Linked DNA regions of Homo sapiens: region 1 is linked to region 2. Evidence: read pairs that join two places in POLR2A ChIA-PET (ENCODE). Cell type or tissue: HepG2. All regions are shown on one strand. Links, peaks and the distances in the headings refer to the core of each region. The heading gives the core; the rest is flanking DNA.

What was found. Peaks named below come from ENCODE experiments on the same cell type or tissue, not always from the same donor. Only the 100,000 strongest peaks of a DNase experiment are listed, where the experiment ranks them.
Region 1: POLR2A ChIA-PET joins it to region 2 with 6 read pairs; 4 of 35 experiments call an interaction of 5 or more read pairs at or near these places.

Annotation. Positions count from the first base shown.
Region 1 is chr19:44,932,372-44,939,807 of GRCh38, reverse strand. No RefSeq gene overlaps it. Among named protein-coding and RNA genes, the nearest start is that of APOC4, 6.1 kb to the left of the region's middle. In HepG2, for the core only: a CTCF peak has its summit at 3,891; a DNase peak (open chromatin) is centred at 3,807.
Region 2 is chr19:45,041,833-45,049,268 of GRCh38, reverse strand. The region is part of intron 2 of CLASRP (CLK4 associating serine/arginine rich protein); the gene reads right to left. It also overlaps the pseudogene RNU6-611P. Among named protein-coding and RNA genes, the nearest start is that of CLASRP, 6.5 kb to the right of the region's middle. RefSeq lists an enhancer at 3,204-3,498. In HepG2, for the core only: no CTCF peak of the experiment used is centred there; a DNase peak (open chromatin) is centred at 3,348; H3K4me3 peaks cover 906 bases.

The sequences.
Region 1 (7,436 bases), core at 1,737-5,736, 110 kb after region 2:
CAGTGTGAATGTACTTAATGCCACTGAACTGTACACCTAAAAATGGCTGCAATGGTTAAGTTTTTTTTTTTTTTTTTTTTTTTTTGAGGCAGAGTCTCACTCCGTCACCCAGGATAGAGTGCAATGGTGTGATCTTGGCTCACTGCAACCTCTGCCTCCCGGGTTCCAGCGATTCTCCTGCTTCAGCCTCCCGCGTAGCTGGGATTACAGGTGTGCGGCAACCACACCCGGCTAATTTTTTGTATGTATGTATGTATTTGAGACATAGTTTCGCTCTTGTTGCCCAGGCTGGAGTGCAATGGTGCGATCTTGACTCACTGCAACCTCCGCCTCCCGGGTTCAAGCGATTCTCCGGCCTCAGCCTCCTTAGTAGCTGGAATTATAAGCGCCTGCCACCATGCCCAGCTAATTTTTTGTATTTTTAGTAGAGACGGGGTTTCACAATGTTGGCCAGGTTGGTCTTGAACTCCTGACCTCAGGTGATCCACCTGCCTTGGCCTCTCAAAGTGCTGGGATTACAGGCGTGAGCCACCATGGCTGGCTCATTTTTTTGTATTTTTAAAGAGACAGGTTTTCACCATGTTGGCCAGGGTGGTCTCAAACTCCTGACCTCTCAGGTGATCCATCCACCTCAGCCTCCCAAAGTGCTGGGATTGCAGGCATGAGCCACTGCGCCTGGCTGCCCAGCTAATATTTTTATTTTTTGTAGAAACACAGTTTTGCCAAGTTGCCCAGACTGGTCTTGAACTCCTGGGTTCAAGTAATCCTCCCACCTCAACCTCCCAGAGTGTTGAGATTACAGGCGTGAGCCACCACACCCGGCCATGTTGTTTATATTTTACCACAATTATAAAAAAACAAAAACAGCCAGGTACTGTGGCAGGGGCTTGTAGCCCCAGCTACTCAGAAAGCTGTGGTAGAAGGATTCCTTGAGCCCAGGAGTTTGAGAGTCCAGCCTGGGCAACATAGTAAGACCCCGTCTCTTAAAAAAAAAAAAAAAAAGCTGGGCACGGTGGCTCACGCCTGTAATCCCATCACTTTGGGAGGCCAAGGCGGGCGGATCACGAGGTCAGGAGTTCGAGACCAGCCTGACCAACATGGTGAAACCCCCGTCTCTACTAAAAATACCAAAAAAAAAAAAAAAGTTAGCTGGGCATCGTGGTGGGCACCTGTAATCTCAGCTACTCAGGAGGCTGAGGCAGGAGAATTGCTTGAACCTGGAAGGTGGAGGTTGCAGTGAGCCGAGATCGCGCCACTGCACTCCAGCCTGGGCGACAGTGCGAGACTCAGTCTCAAAAAAAAAAAAAAAAACAGGCCGGGCGCGGTGGCTCACGCCTGTAATCCCAGCACTTTGGGAGGCCGAGGCGGGCGGATCACGAGGTCAGGAGATCGAGACCATCCCGGCTAAAACGGTGAAACCCCGTCTCTACTAAAAATACAAAAAAATTAGCCGGTCATAGTGGCGGGCGCCTGTAGTCCCAGCTACTTGGGAGGCTGAGGCAGGAGAATGGCGTGAACCCGGGAGGCGGAGCTTGCAGTGAGCCGAGATCCCGCCACTGCACTCCAGCCTGGGCGACAAAGCGAGACTCCGTCTCAAAAAAAAAAAAAAAAAACAACAAAAAACAAGGGCCAGCATGGTGGCTCGTGCCTGTAATCCCTGGTGGCAGGATCACCTGAGCCCAGGAGTTAAGACACTAATCTGGGCAACATAGGGAGACCTCATCTCTACTAAAAATAAAAAAAAAAAATTTAGCTAGGCGTGGTGGCATGCCCCTGTAGTCCCAGCTACTCAGGAGGCCGAGGTGGGAGGATTGTTTGAGTCTAGGAGTTCAGGGCTACAGTGAGCTATGATTGTACCATTGCATTACAGCCTGGGTGACGCTGTCTCCACAACAAACAAAAGCCCAAAATAAAAAACAAAAACAAACCTACTGTGTGTTGTGTTATGATTGGTGTGGGGTTCAGAGCCTGACTCTACCTGTTGCTTCTTTTCCTTTCTTTCCTTCCCTCCCTCCCTTCTTTGTTTTTTGAGATGGAGTCTTGCTCTATTGCCCATGTTGGAGTGCAGTGGCGCGATCTCGGCTCACTGCAACCTCCATCTCCTGGGTTCAAGCAATTCTCCTACCTGAGCCTCCCGAGTAGCTGGGACTACAGGCGCCTGCCACCACACCCAGCTAATTTTTGCATTTTTAGTATAGACAGGGTTTCACCACGTTGGCCAGGCTGGTCTTGAACTCCTGACCTCAGGCAATCCACACGCCTTGGCCTCCCAAAGTGCTGGGATTACAGGTGTAAGCCACTGCTCCTGGCCTGTTTTTTTTTCTTTTTGAGATGGAGTCTTGCTCAGTCACCCAGGCTGGAGTGCAGTGACGTGATCTCAGCTCACTGCAACCTCTGTCTCCCGGGTTCAAGCAATTCTTCTGCCTCAGCCTCCTGAGTAGCTGGGATTACAGGCGTCCGCCACCACGCCCAGCTAATTTTTGTATTTTTAGTAGAGACGGGGTTTCACCATGTTGGCCAGGCTGGTTACGAACCCCTGACCTCAAGTGATCATCCCGCCTCAGCCTCCGAAAGTGCTGGGATTATAGGCATGAGCCACCGCGCGTGGCTGACTCTACATCTTTCTAGCGGTATGACCTGGTACAAGTTGCTTTACCTGTGTGGGCCTGTTTCTTCATCCATGAATGGGAGTCATGGACTATCTACCTCATAGGGTTGCCAGGGAGAGTAAAGATCGTGCACAGAAAATGCCGCATAGGTGCCCCGTCAACGCCAGCTACTGTTTAATTCGTGCGCGCTTCCCCAGCACACACTGTGTGGCAGGAACCATGGCAGGGCTTTTAGATGATTACTTTACTTAATTGCGGTGGGGCATGGTGGCTCATGCCTGTAATCACAGCACTTTGGGAGGCTGACACAGGCAGATCACTTGAGGTCAGGAGTTCGAGATCAGCCTGGCCAATATAGTGAAACTCTGTCTCCACTAAAAATACAAAAATTAGCCAGGCATGGTTGTGGGCGCCTGTAATCCCAGCTACTTGGGAGCCTGAGGCAGGAGAATTGCTTGAACCCGGGAGGCAGAAGTTGCAGAGAGCCAAGATGGCTCAATGCACTCTAGCCTGGGTGACAGAGCTTTCCATCTCAAAAAAAAAAAAAGGTGGGGGAGCTGGGCGTGGTGGCTCATGCCTGTAATCCCAGCACTTTGGGAGGCCGAGGCAGGTGGATCACAAGGTCAAGAGATTGAGACCATCCTGGCCAACATGGTGAAACCCCATCTCTACTAAAAATGCAAAAATTAGCTGGGTGTGGTGGCGGGCGCCTGTAGTCCTAGCTACTCAGAGGCTGAGGCAGGAGAATCGCTTGAACCCGGGAGGTGGAGTTGGCAGTGAGCCGAGATCACGCCACTGCGCTCCAGCCTGGTGACAGAGTGAGACTCCATCTCAAAAAAAAAAAAAAAAAAAGAAAAAGAAAAACAAAAAAACTACTTACTTATTTGCCACAAAAACCCTATCAGGTGGGCATCTTCATCATTTCCATTGTACAGATGGAGAAACAAGCCTCAGGGTGGGGGCGCAGCCACTTACTGACGACTCCTCAACCAGCAAGTGGTGGTTTTGAACCGGGACCCTCTCACACTACCTAACCAGGCCAGGACAACCTCTGCCCCTCTCCACCAAAATCCAAGAGATCAAGGGGATGTTGGAAGTGGTATGGGCCCTGAGAGGTCTCTGACCTCTGCCGCAGCTCCAAGGTCAGCACGCAGGGAGGGCTATGTGTTTGCTGTTTGCTGCTTGCAATGTTTGCCCATATCAGGGACGGGAACAGGCTGAAGGTCATTCAGGGTGGACTTCAGAGGCAGCACACAAACAGCTGCTGGAGGATAGGAACTAAGAGGTCGGAAGGGGGCAGGGCGGGCCCAAAAACAGAGCCTGCAACTCTGTTCTCTAAGTCACCAAGCCCCAAAACCACTCTCAAATCTTTCTCTCTACCCCTGGATCCTTACCCTGGTCTGAATCCCATCCCCTCATCCCCCGAAACCCTGCACCCTCCTCCCTGCTAATCTTCTGGTGTCTCTAGCCACTCCCCTCCTGGCTGGATACTCTGGGTGATTGCAGGGAAGGCTGGGGTAAAAAAGGGTTTGAAATGTCCCTCCTAATGCATGTTGAAAAATTGAGTTATAATTCACATTCCATAAAATTTACCCTTTTTTCTTTTTCTTTTTTTTTTTTTTTTTTTTTGAGATGGAGTCTCACTCTGTTGCCCAGGCTGGAGTGCAGTGGGGCAATCTCAGCTCACTGTAGCCTCTGCCCCGCAGGTTCAAGAAATTCTCCCGCCTCAGCGTCCCAAGTAGCTGAGACTACAGGCACTTGCCACCACGCCTGGCTAATTTTTTAATTTTTCGTAAAGATGGAGTTTCACCATGTTGGTCAGGTTGGTTTCGAACTCTTGAGCTCAAGTGATCTGCCCGCCTCGGACTCCCAAAGTGCTGGGATTACAGGCGTGAGCCACCGCGTCCTGCTAAATTTACCCTTTTAAAGTGTACAGTTCAATGGTTTTTCCTATATTGGCAAGGTTGCACAATCACCACTATCTAATTTGGAACATGGCTCACTGCAGCCTCAACCTCCCTGATTCAAAGCCATCCTCCTACCTCAGCCTCCCAAGTGGCTGGAACCACAAGTGTGCACCACCATGCCCAGCTAATTTTTTTTAGGAGGGATGGGGTCTTGCTATGTTGCCCAGGCTGGTCTTGAACCTCTGAGCTGAAGCAATCCTCCCATCTTGGCCTCTCAAAGGTTAGGATTACAGGAGTGTGCCACTATGTCTGGCAGGGGATGATTTTGGAAGAGAACTGGAGGAAGTGAGGAGGGAGCCAGGCAGATATCTGGACCCCTGGGGAAGAACATTCCAGGCAAGAGGAACAGTAACTGCAAGGGCCCTGAGGTGGGAACCTGCCCAGTACATTGGAGGAATAGCAAGGAGTTGCTTGTGAGTGATGGAGAGAGAGGGATGAGGCGATCGTGAACCGGGTAGTGTCCTGTTTGTAGGCCTTTGGTAAGTTCTTCTGGGTTTGCTCTGAGAGAATCAGGAGAGTTCTGAGCAGAGGAAGAGCATAATCTGACTTGAGGCTGGGCACGGTGGCTCATGCCTGTAACCCCAGCACTTTGGGAGGCCGAGGAGGGTAGATCGCTAGAGCTGGGCAGTTTGAGACCAGCCTGGGCAACATGGTGAAACCCCGTCTCTACTACAAATACAAAAATTAGCTGGGTGTGGTGACACACACACACCTGTAGTCCCAGCTAATTGGGAGGCTGAGCAGGAGAATCGCTTGAACCTGGGAGGCAGAGGTTGCAGTGGACTGAGATGGTGCCACTGTACTCCAGCCTGGGCAACAGAGTGAGACTCCGCCTCAAAAAACAAAAAAACAAAAAATCTGACTTGAGTTCTAACAGGCTGCTGAGTGAGAAGAAAGGAGAGTATAGGAGTTTGGAGGGTTGATTTTGGGGGAGAAGGGAATGCATTAACCCCAGAGAGTAATATTTATAATTTATTTATTCTCTTTCTTTCTTCTTTTTTTGGTAGAGACGGTGTCTCACCATGTTACCCAGGCTGGTCTTGAACTCCTGACCTCAACTGATCCTCCCATCTCAGCCTTCCAAAGTGCTGGGATTACAGGCATAAGACACTATGCCCAGGTTCAGGATTTCCTTTTTTTTTTTTTTTTTTCTCCTGAGACACAGTCTCACTCTGTCATCCAGGCTGGAATGCATGGCGCAATATTGGCTCACTGCAAGCTCTGCCTCCCGGGTTCACGCCATTCTCCTGCCTCAGCCTCCCGAATAGCTGGGACTATAGGCGCCCGCCACCATGCCCAGCTAATTTTTTGTATTTTTAGTAGAGACAGTGTTTCACCATGTTAGCCAGGATGGTCTCGATCTCCTGACCTTGTGATCCACCTGCCTCGGCCTCCCAAAGTGCTGGGATTACAGGCGTGAGTCACTGCGCTCGGCCCAGGATTTCCTTTTATGTTTTGAGATGGAGTCTTGCTCTGACGCCCAGGCTGGAGTGCAGTGGCATGATCTCAGCTCACTGCAGTCTCTACCTCCTGGTTCAAGCTATTCTCACGCCTCAGCCTCCCAAGTAGCTGGGATTACAGGCACACGCCACCATGCCTGGCTAATGTTTGCATTTTTAGTAGAGATAGGGTTTCACCATGTTGGACAGGATAGTCTCCAACTCCTGGCCTCGAGTGATCCTCCTGCCTTGGCATCCCAAAGTGCTGGGATTACAGGTGGGAGCCACCGAGCCTGGCTTCAGGAGTTCCTTTTTTTATTTTTTGAGATGGAGTTTTGTTCTTGTCGCCCAGGCTGGAGTGCAACGGCACGATCTCTGCTCAGTGCAGCCTCCGCCTCCTGGGTTCCAGTGATTCTCCTGCCTCAGCCTCTTGAGTAGCTGGGTTTACAGGCACCCGCCACCATGCCTGGCTGATTTTTTTTGTATTTTTAGTAGATACGGGGTTTCACCATGTTGGCCAGGATGGTCTCCAACTCCTGGCCTCAAGTGATCCTCCTGCCTCGACCTCCGAAAGTGCTGGGATAACATGTGTGAGCCACAGAGCCCGGCCTCAGGGTTTCCTTTTTAAGGATGCTTTACATTCCATTGCACGTATAGACCACATTTCCTTGACCCATTCATCTGTTGATAAACATTTAGGTTGTTTCCATATCTTGGGTATTAAGCAGACCTGCAGTGAACATGGGAGGGCAGGTATCTCTTCAAGGTCCTGATTTCAATTCTTTTGAATAAATACCCAGAAATGAGATTGCAGGATCATTTGGTAGTTCTATTTTTAATGTTTTGAGGAAACCCCATACTGTTTTCCACAGTGGCTGCAGTGTTTGGTGTTCCCACTCGCATTGTAGGAGTCCCTTATATATTTTGAATATTAACCCCTTATTAGATATATGGCTTTCAAATATTGTTCTTATGCAATCTTAAGCTGGGCGCAGTGGCTCACACCTGTAGTCCCAACACTTTGGGATGCCAAGGCGGGCGGATCACTTGATGTCAGGAGTTCGAGACTAGCCTGGCCAACATGGTGAAACTCTGTCTCTACTAAAAATACAACAAAAGTAGCCAGGTGTGGTGGCACATGCCTGTAATCCCAGCTACTTAGGAGGCTAAGGCAAAAAAATCACTTGAATTTGGGAGGCAGAGGTTGCAGTGAGTGGAGATCGCATCATTGCACTTCAGCCTGGGTGACAGAGCCAGACTCCATCTCAAAAAAAATTTTTTTTTTACATAGGGTTGTTTTGCATGTGCATGTGGTTTAATTTTACGTAAGAGCTGGGCACAGTGGCTCACGCCTGTAATCCCACCACTTTGGGAGGCCAAGGCAGGAGGACTGCTTGAATCCAGGAGTTGGAGACCAGACT
Region 2 (7,436 bases), core at 1,673-5,672:
AGGCTGCTCCAGGCCAAATGCCCAGTTCCCACAGCCAGGACTCATGGGACACTGTTTGCAGGACAGAATTTGGCAGGTACAGGGAAGCTACTGGCAGGGTCAGCTTCACAGAAAGGAATAAGCACTGAGCCGGGAGTAAACACCAGGAGTCCAGAGCCTGGTTCTGTTGGGAGATTCTGGAAAAGTCAATGAACCCTACTAAAAACCAGGCACTGTTTTATGTGCACTGTCTCACTCGAATGTCCCAACCATGGAAGAAACATACTATTCTTTTTCTTTTTTTGAAACAGAGTCTCGCTCTGTCACCCAGGCTGGAGTGCAATGGCGCGATCTCGGCTCACTGCAACCTCTGCCTCCCAAGTTCAAGGGATTCTCCTGCCTCAGCTTCCCGAGTAGCTGGGATTACAGGTGCCCGCCACCACGCTTGGCTAATTTTGGTATTTTTAGTAGAGACAGGGCTTCACCATGTTGGCCAGGCTGGTCGCTAACTCCTGACCTCGTGATCCGCCTGCCTCGGCCTCCCAAAGTGCTGGGATTACAGGCATGAGCCACCACGCCCAGCTGGTACTATTCTTATGCCCATGTTACAGATGAGTAAACTGAGGCTCAAAGCCATGGGGTCCACCTGCCTGACATTAGGAATAAGCAGAACTAGGATTCAAACCCAGATGGGCCTGGCTACAAAATCTGCTTCTTTTTATTTATTTGCTTTTTAAGAGTAATTTTTTGTTTGTCTGTTTTGAGACAAGAGTTTCACTCTTGTTGCCCAGGCTGGAGTGCAATGGCATGATCTCGGCTCACTGCAACCTCCGCCTCCCAGGTTCAAGCGATTCTCCTGCCTCAGCCTCCCGAGTACAGGCATGCACCAAAATGCCTGGCTAATTTTTTGTATTTTTAGTAGAGACGGGATTTCACCATGTTGGCCAGGCTGGTCTCGAACTCCTGACCTCGTGATCCACCCGCCTCGGCCTCCCAAAGTGCTGGGATTACAGGCATGAGCCACCACGCCCAGCAGGTACTATTCTTATGCCCATGTTACAGATGAGTAAACTGAGGCTCAAAGCCATGGGGTCCACCTGCCTGACATTAGGAATAAGCAGAACTAGGATTTGAACCCAGATGGGCCTGACTACAAAATCTGCTTCTTTTTATTTATTTGCTTTTTAAGAGTAATTTTTTGTTTGTTTGTTTTGAGACAAGAGTTTCACTCTTGTTGCCCAGGCTGGAGTGCAATGGCATGATCTCGGCTCACTGCAACCTCCGCCTCCCAGGTTCAAGCGATTCTCCTGCCTCAGCCTCCCGAGTACAGGCATGCACCAACCTGCCTGGCTAATTTTTTGTATTTTTAGTAGAGATGGGATTTCACCACGTTGGCCAGGCTGGTCTTCAACTCCTGACCTCAGGTGATCTGCCTGCCTCAGCCACCCAAAATGCTGGGATTACAGGTGTGAGCCACCACATCTGGCCAAGAATAATTTTTTTATTGTGGTAGAAAACATTTACCATCTTAACATTTTTAAGTGTACAGTACAGTAGTAGTAACTACATCCACCCTGTGGTGCAACAGAGCTTTAGAACTTTTTAAATCTTACAAAACTGAAACAAAACTGAACTTCCCCTTTCCTCCTCCCCCCATCCCTGTCAACCTGCACTGTATTTTCTTTTTCTGAGGGTTTGACTTTTCTTTTAGGTTTTTTTTTCTTTACCAAAAATACAGAAGGTTTCACGAATTTTTGTGTCATCCTTGCACAGTGGCCATGCTAATCCCCGTATCGTTCCAATTTTAGTATATGTGCTGCCGAAGTGAGCTCCCTTCCTCCCTTCCTCTCTCTCTCTGTTTTTTTTTTTTTTTTTTTTGAGATGGAGTCTTGCTCTGTCACCCAGGCTGGAGTACAGTGGTGTGATCACAGTTCACTGCAGCCTGGAACTCCTGGGCTCAAGCAAGGTTTAACTATTTTAGATACTTATCAGCGGATCATACAATACTGTCTTTTTGCGACTGGCTTATTTCACTTAGCATAACATCTTCAGGGCTCATCGATATTGTAGCATAGGACAGGATTTCTTTCTTTTTTAAGATTGAATAATATTGCGTTATGTGTAGAGACCACATTTTCTTTCTCGATGTATCCCTCAATGGACATTTAGCTTGCGTCCACCTCTTGGCTATTGCTAATAATGCTGTAATGAACATAAGTGTATAAGTACCTCTTCAAGATCCAAAATCCACTTTTTTTTTTGGAGACAGAGTTTTGCTCTTGTTGTCCAGGCTGGGCTGCAATGGCGTGATCTAGGCTAACCACAATCTCTGCCTCCCGGGTTCAAGCGATTCTCCTGCCTCAGCCTCCCAGGTAGCTGGAACTGCAGGCATGTGCCACAACGCCCAGCTAATTTTGTATTTTTAGTAGAGATGACGTTTCTCCATGTTGGTCAGGCTGGTCTCAAACTCCTGACCTCAGGTGATCTGCTCACCTCAGCCTCCCAAAGTGTTGGGATTACAGGCGTGAGCTACCGCGCCCGGCCCAAAACCAACTCTTAACCACTGGATTATCCTGTCTCTAGGATCAGATTGTGTCAGAGGAGTTCATGAAGTTACTCATTCATTCATTCATTCATTCAACTGTTAAGCAGACCTTGTGCTAGGGTATGGCAGTAACTGAGATAGCCCTGGCCCTGCCCTCATGGGCTCACAGTCCAGTGTGGGACACAGACTTGTCCCCATACAAGGACAACCTAGAGTGGACAGCGCTGAGATGGGGGCCCACAGGGGGAACACCTGACCCAGACTTGGGGGTCAGTCTGGAGCTTCCTGGAGGAGGCGACGCCTGAGCTGCGACCTGTTTACTTCTTATTTCCGTATCAACAGAGGATTCTGTTTCTTTATCCAAACCACTGATTAAAAAGGAAAGTTGACAAGGACAGAAGCAATGACAGAACCGGAGTCTGCTTGGGACTGAAGACAGGGAGAGAAAGCAGGCACCAACGACAAATCAGGAAGACAGAAACCAACTGCATCTGGACATACTCATTCAGCCTGCCACAATCTACCGCAGCTTCACTGACACTCGCTCCACAGCCTCTGCTCTCGGCCCAAGGCTGAGATGAGAGTCCCCTCCTCAAAGCAGCCATCAGCCACGGCCCAGCCATACTCCACAGCTTGGCAGCCCAGATCGGAATGCAGGTCACGTTCACATACAGGGACAAAGGCCGCTTGTACAGGCCTGCACCACAAAGCACCCATAGACATTGGTTCTTTGAGCTCTTCCCCATTATCCAGTGAGAGGGGTTGGTCGTCACCACTGTCCTGAGGGGGAATACAATGCAGCAAGCTTCCCTGCTAACAGGGAGGGGGCCTGGAGTCTCAGCTCCAGCCTTCCTTCCTCTGCACCATCCCTCCACCTGGATCCAAACTCCAGTTCTATCAGCAACAGTAATGTCAATAACAAGAGCTAATATTTACTGAGCGATAGCGACGCTGGCCAGGCTGCTCTCAGTGGTCCATGTGTCCAACACTCCAACAACATCGAAGGACATGCTCTTGTCTCCACTGTTAGTGGCAAACCATTAATTGGCAACCAACATCTATTCCCTTTGCTACAACAGTAACAGAACTCCAAATATATCTGGTCAGGGCGACCCAAAATAAAGTCTACACCTCTTAGCCTTCCTCACGGCTGTTCATAAGACTACTTCCTGGTCAGCAGGGGAGGAGTGGAAATGTTACGGGAAAACATCCCGAAACTTTTTTTTTAAAGACAGGGTCTTATTCTCCCACTCAGGCTGGAGTGCAGTGGTACAATCACAGCTCACTGCAGCCTCCACCTCCTGGGTTCAAGAGATTCTCCCACCTCAGCCTCTTGAGGAGCTGGGACCACAGATGCACGCCATCATGCCCGGCTAATTTTTGTATATTTTGGTATAGACGGGGTTTCACCATGTTGTCCAGGCTGTTCTCGAACTCCTGGGCTCAAGCAGTCCTCCTGCCTCGGCCTCCCGAAGTGCTGGGATTACAGGCGTGAGCCACTGCACCTGGCCTAGAAACTTTCTCAACAAATGGCATGAGCGCTTTGCCCCTTTTCCTCCCTTTTTCCTCCCTGCTGGATAGAATGAAGACATGATGGCCAGAGCCTCTTAGACCTCGATGCAACACTAGGAAGAGAAGCTGTGCCCAGGAGAACAAAACAGAAGCGGCTTAGGTCCCCGAGCTAACTGGTTACCTCTTGGCTTTTCTGTGGCTAAGAAATAAACATCTATCTTGTTTAAGCCACTGACGGATGCTCTAGGTTTGTTAGAGCCAAAGCTGATTGTCCATGTGACATCCTTTCACATGTGGAAGAGGAAATGGGCTCAGGGAGGCAGTCACTTGCCCACGTCACACTATAGATAAGTGGGATCGCTAGAATTTGAACCCAGAGCCCCATGACTCCCAAATTCTAAGGACTAACCATGATGGGATCTCACCTCCTGGCTGTGTTGCCTTGGGCAAGTCACCTCACCTTTCTTTTTTGAGACAGGGTCTCACTCTGTCACCCAGGTTCCAGTGCAGTGGTGCAATCACAGCTCACTGTAGCCCCACCCTCCCAGGTCTCATCTTGCCTCAGCCTCCCAAGTAGCTGGGACCACAGGCGCATGCCACCAAACCTGGCTAATTTTTTTTTATTATTTTTTGCAGAGATGGGGTCTTGCTATGCCTCATCTTTTTGAACCTCTATTTCTGCATGATAAGGCGCAGGTGAAAAGCTTAGAGAGGTTAAGGGTCAGAGACTGGGTTATAGTGCCAGCTCTGCCCTCATGCTATGTGACTGTAAGCCACGTATCTCCGTGCTCCAGTTTTGTCCTCTGTAAAATGGAAATAGTAAGAACCACCTCCTAGTCTTGGGTGTGGCTTTGATGAAGCGGAGACACAAGCCAAGTAGTTAGCACAGTGGTTACCACAGAACTGCCCAACAGCGTTAGCTGTTATCGTGGCATCACCTTTAACACAGGCATGATCAATACCTACCTCGCAGGCCTGTTCAGAGGACTACTATGCCAAGCTGGTGAGCACTGGGTCTGGCGCACCATGGGCCCTTAATAAATGGCAGCTAGGCTGGGTGTGGTGGCTCACGCCTATAATCCCAGCGCTTTGGGAAGCCAAGGCAGGCGGATCACTTGCAGTCAGGAGTTTGAGACCAGCCTGGCCAATATGGTGAAACCCTGTCTCTACTAAAAATACAAAAATTAGCCGGGCGTGGTGGTGGGCACCTATAGTCTCAGCTGCTTGGGAGGCTAAGGCAGGAGAATTGCTTGAACCCGGGAGGCGGAGGTTGCACTGAGCCGAGATCGTGCCACTGCACTCCAGCCTGGGCGACAGAGCCAGACTCCATCTCAAAAAAAAAAAAGGTAGCTATTCATTCCTGAGTGCTGTGTTCCTAGGCCACTTCTGGGGCCTCAACTATGACCAACAGAGACCCAGGCCTTGCCTTGATGATCACATCTTTCTGACACTATCGGAGATGAGTTCTCCCTTTAGCCCCGTGGTTCCTTCCTGGGTGGCAGAGGTAAGCAAGGAGCTCTCAGAGCTTCCTCTTCTCTGCTGAGTGGAAGTAAGAGCGGTCTCTGTCTCACAGGTGACTGTGGGGATTCAAAAAAAATCCTGCATCTCTCACATGGCCTGGGGGTGCCTGCGAAGGATCAATTAAATGGTTAATTACTATTGTTAATATTGTTTTATTCATCTATTCTTTCAAACCATATTTGATGGACCCAACCCTAGGGTACAAACGTGACCCAAATATAATTAGTCCCCAGTCTCACAGAGCTGGGTATGTGCATATACGTATGAATGGAAAAAATTTTTTTTTTTTTTTTTTTTTTTGGGACGGAGTCTCGCTCTGTCGCCCAGGCTGGAGTGCAGTGGCACTATCTCGGCTCACTGCAAGCTCTGTCTCCCGGGTTCATGCCATTCTCCTGCCTCAGCCTCCCGAGTAGCTGGGAGTACAGGTGCCCACCACCACGCCCAGCTAATTTTTTGTATTTGTAGTAGAGACGGGACACACACACACACACACACACACACACACACACACACACAAAGTATTCCTTATCTGAAGTGCTTGGGATCAGAGGTGCTTCAGATTTTTTCAGATTTTGGAATATTTGTCTATTCATAATGAGATATCTTAGGGATGGCACCCAAGTCCAAAGACCAAATTCATTTATACTTTATAAGCACAGCCTGAAGGTAATTGTATACAATATTTTAAATAATTTTGTGCATGAAACAAAGTTTGTGTAAAGTACTTATATGTGAAACTTTCCACTTATAGTGGGGCATCATGTCAGTATGCAGAAAGTTTCAGATTTTGGAGCTAGCCGGGCGTGGTGGCTCACGCCTGTAATCCCAGCACTTTGGGAGGCCGAGGCAAGCAAATCACTTGAGGTCGGGAGTTCAAGACTAGCCTGACCAACATGGTGAAACCCTGTCTCTACCAAAAGTGCAAAAATTAGCCAGGCATAGTGGCACATGCCTGTAATTCCAGCTACTCAGGAGGTTGAGTGAGGCAGGAGAATAGCTTGAACCTGGGGGGTGGACGTTACAGTGAGCTGACATCATGCCACTGCACTCCAGCCTGGGCGACTAAGCAAGACTCTGCCTCAAAAAAAAAAAAAGATTTTGGAGCATTTCGGATTTTGAATTAGGGATGTTCAACCTGTGTATGCGTATGTGTGTGCGTGTGTGTATACATACATACACACACATATATATATATATATAAATTTTTTTTTTGAGATGGAGTCTCACTCTGTTGCCCAGGCTGGAGAGCAATGCAACCTATGCCTCCCGGGTTCAAGCAATTCTCCTGCCTCAGCCTCCCGAGTAGCTGGGATTACCATTTACTCCTGTATTACTGCCCCAGCCTCTTCCCTGGTCTGCTGGCCTCCAGTCCTGGCTCCTCCAGTCTGTCCTCCCTAGAAGAGTCCAGGAGGCCTTTCTAAAGCACAAAACTGACCCTGTCCCTTCATTGCTCAGAGCACCTCTATGGCTCCTAAGTGCCCTTGAGAGAAAGCCCAGGCTCCTCACCACCTCCAGCTAATTTCTGTATTTTTAGTAGAGACGAGGTTTCATCATGTTAGCCAGGCTGGTCTCAAACTCTTGACCTGAGGTGATCCACCTGCCTTGGCCCCCAAAATGCTGGGATTACAGGCGTGAGCCACCACACCAGGCCCATGTATGTGTATCTTAAGTGTGTTAAATTCCACAAAGGGGAAGGAAAGGGAGCTATGATTATGGCATTTTTAGAGGACACCTGACTGAGCTTGGGAAACAAGACTTCTCTGAGGACTGAGATCTGACAGATAAGCAGTAGTTAACCAGGTATGGGAAGAGCTCATACAAAGGTCCTGTGGCTGGGGAGCGCTTGGGTCAGTGGAGGAATAGCAAGGAGGCCAAAATG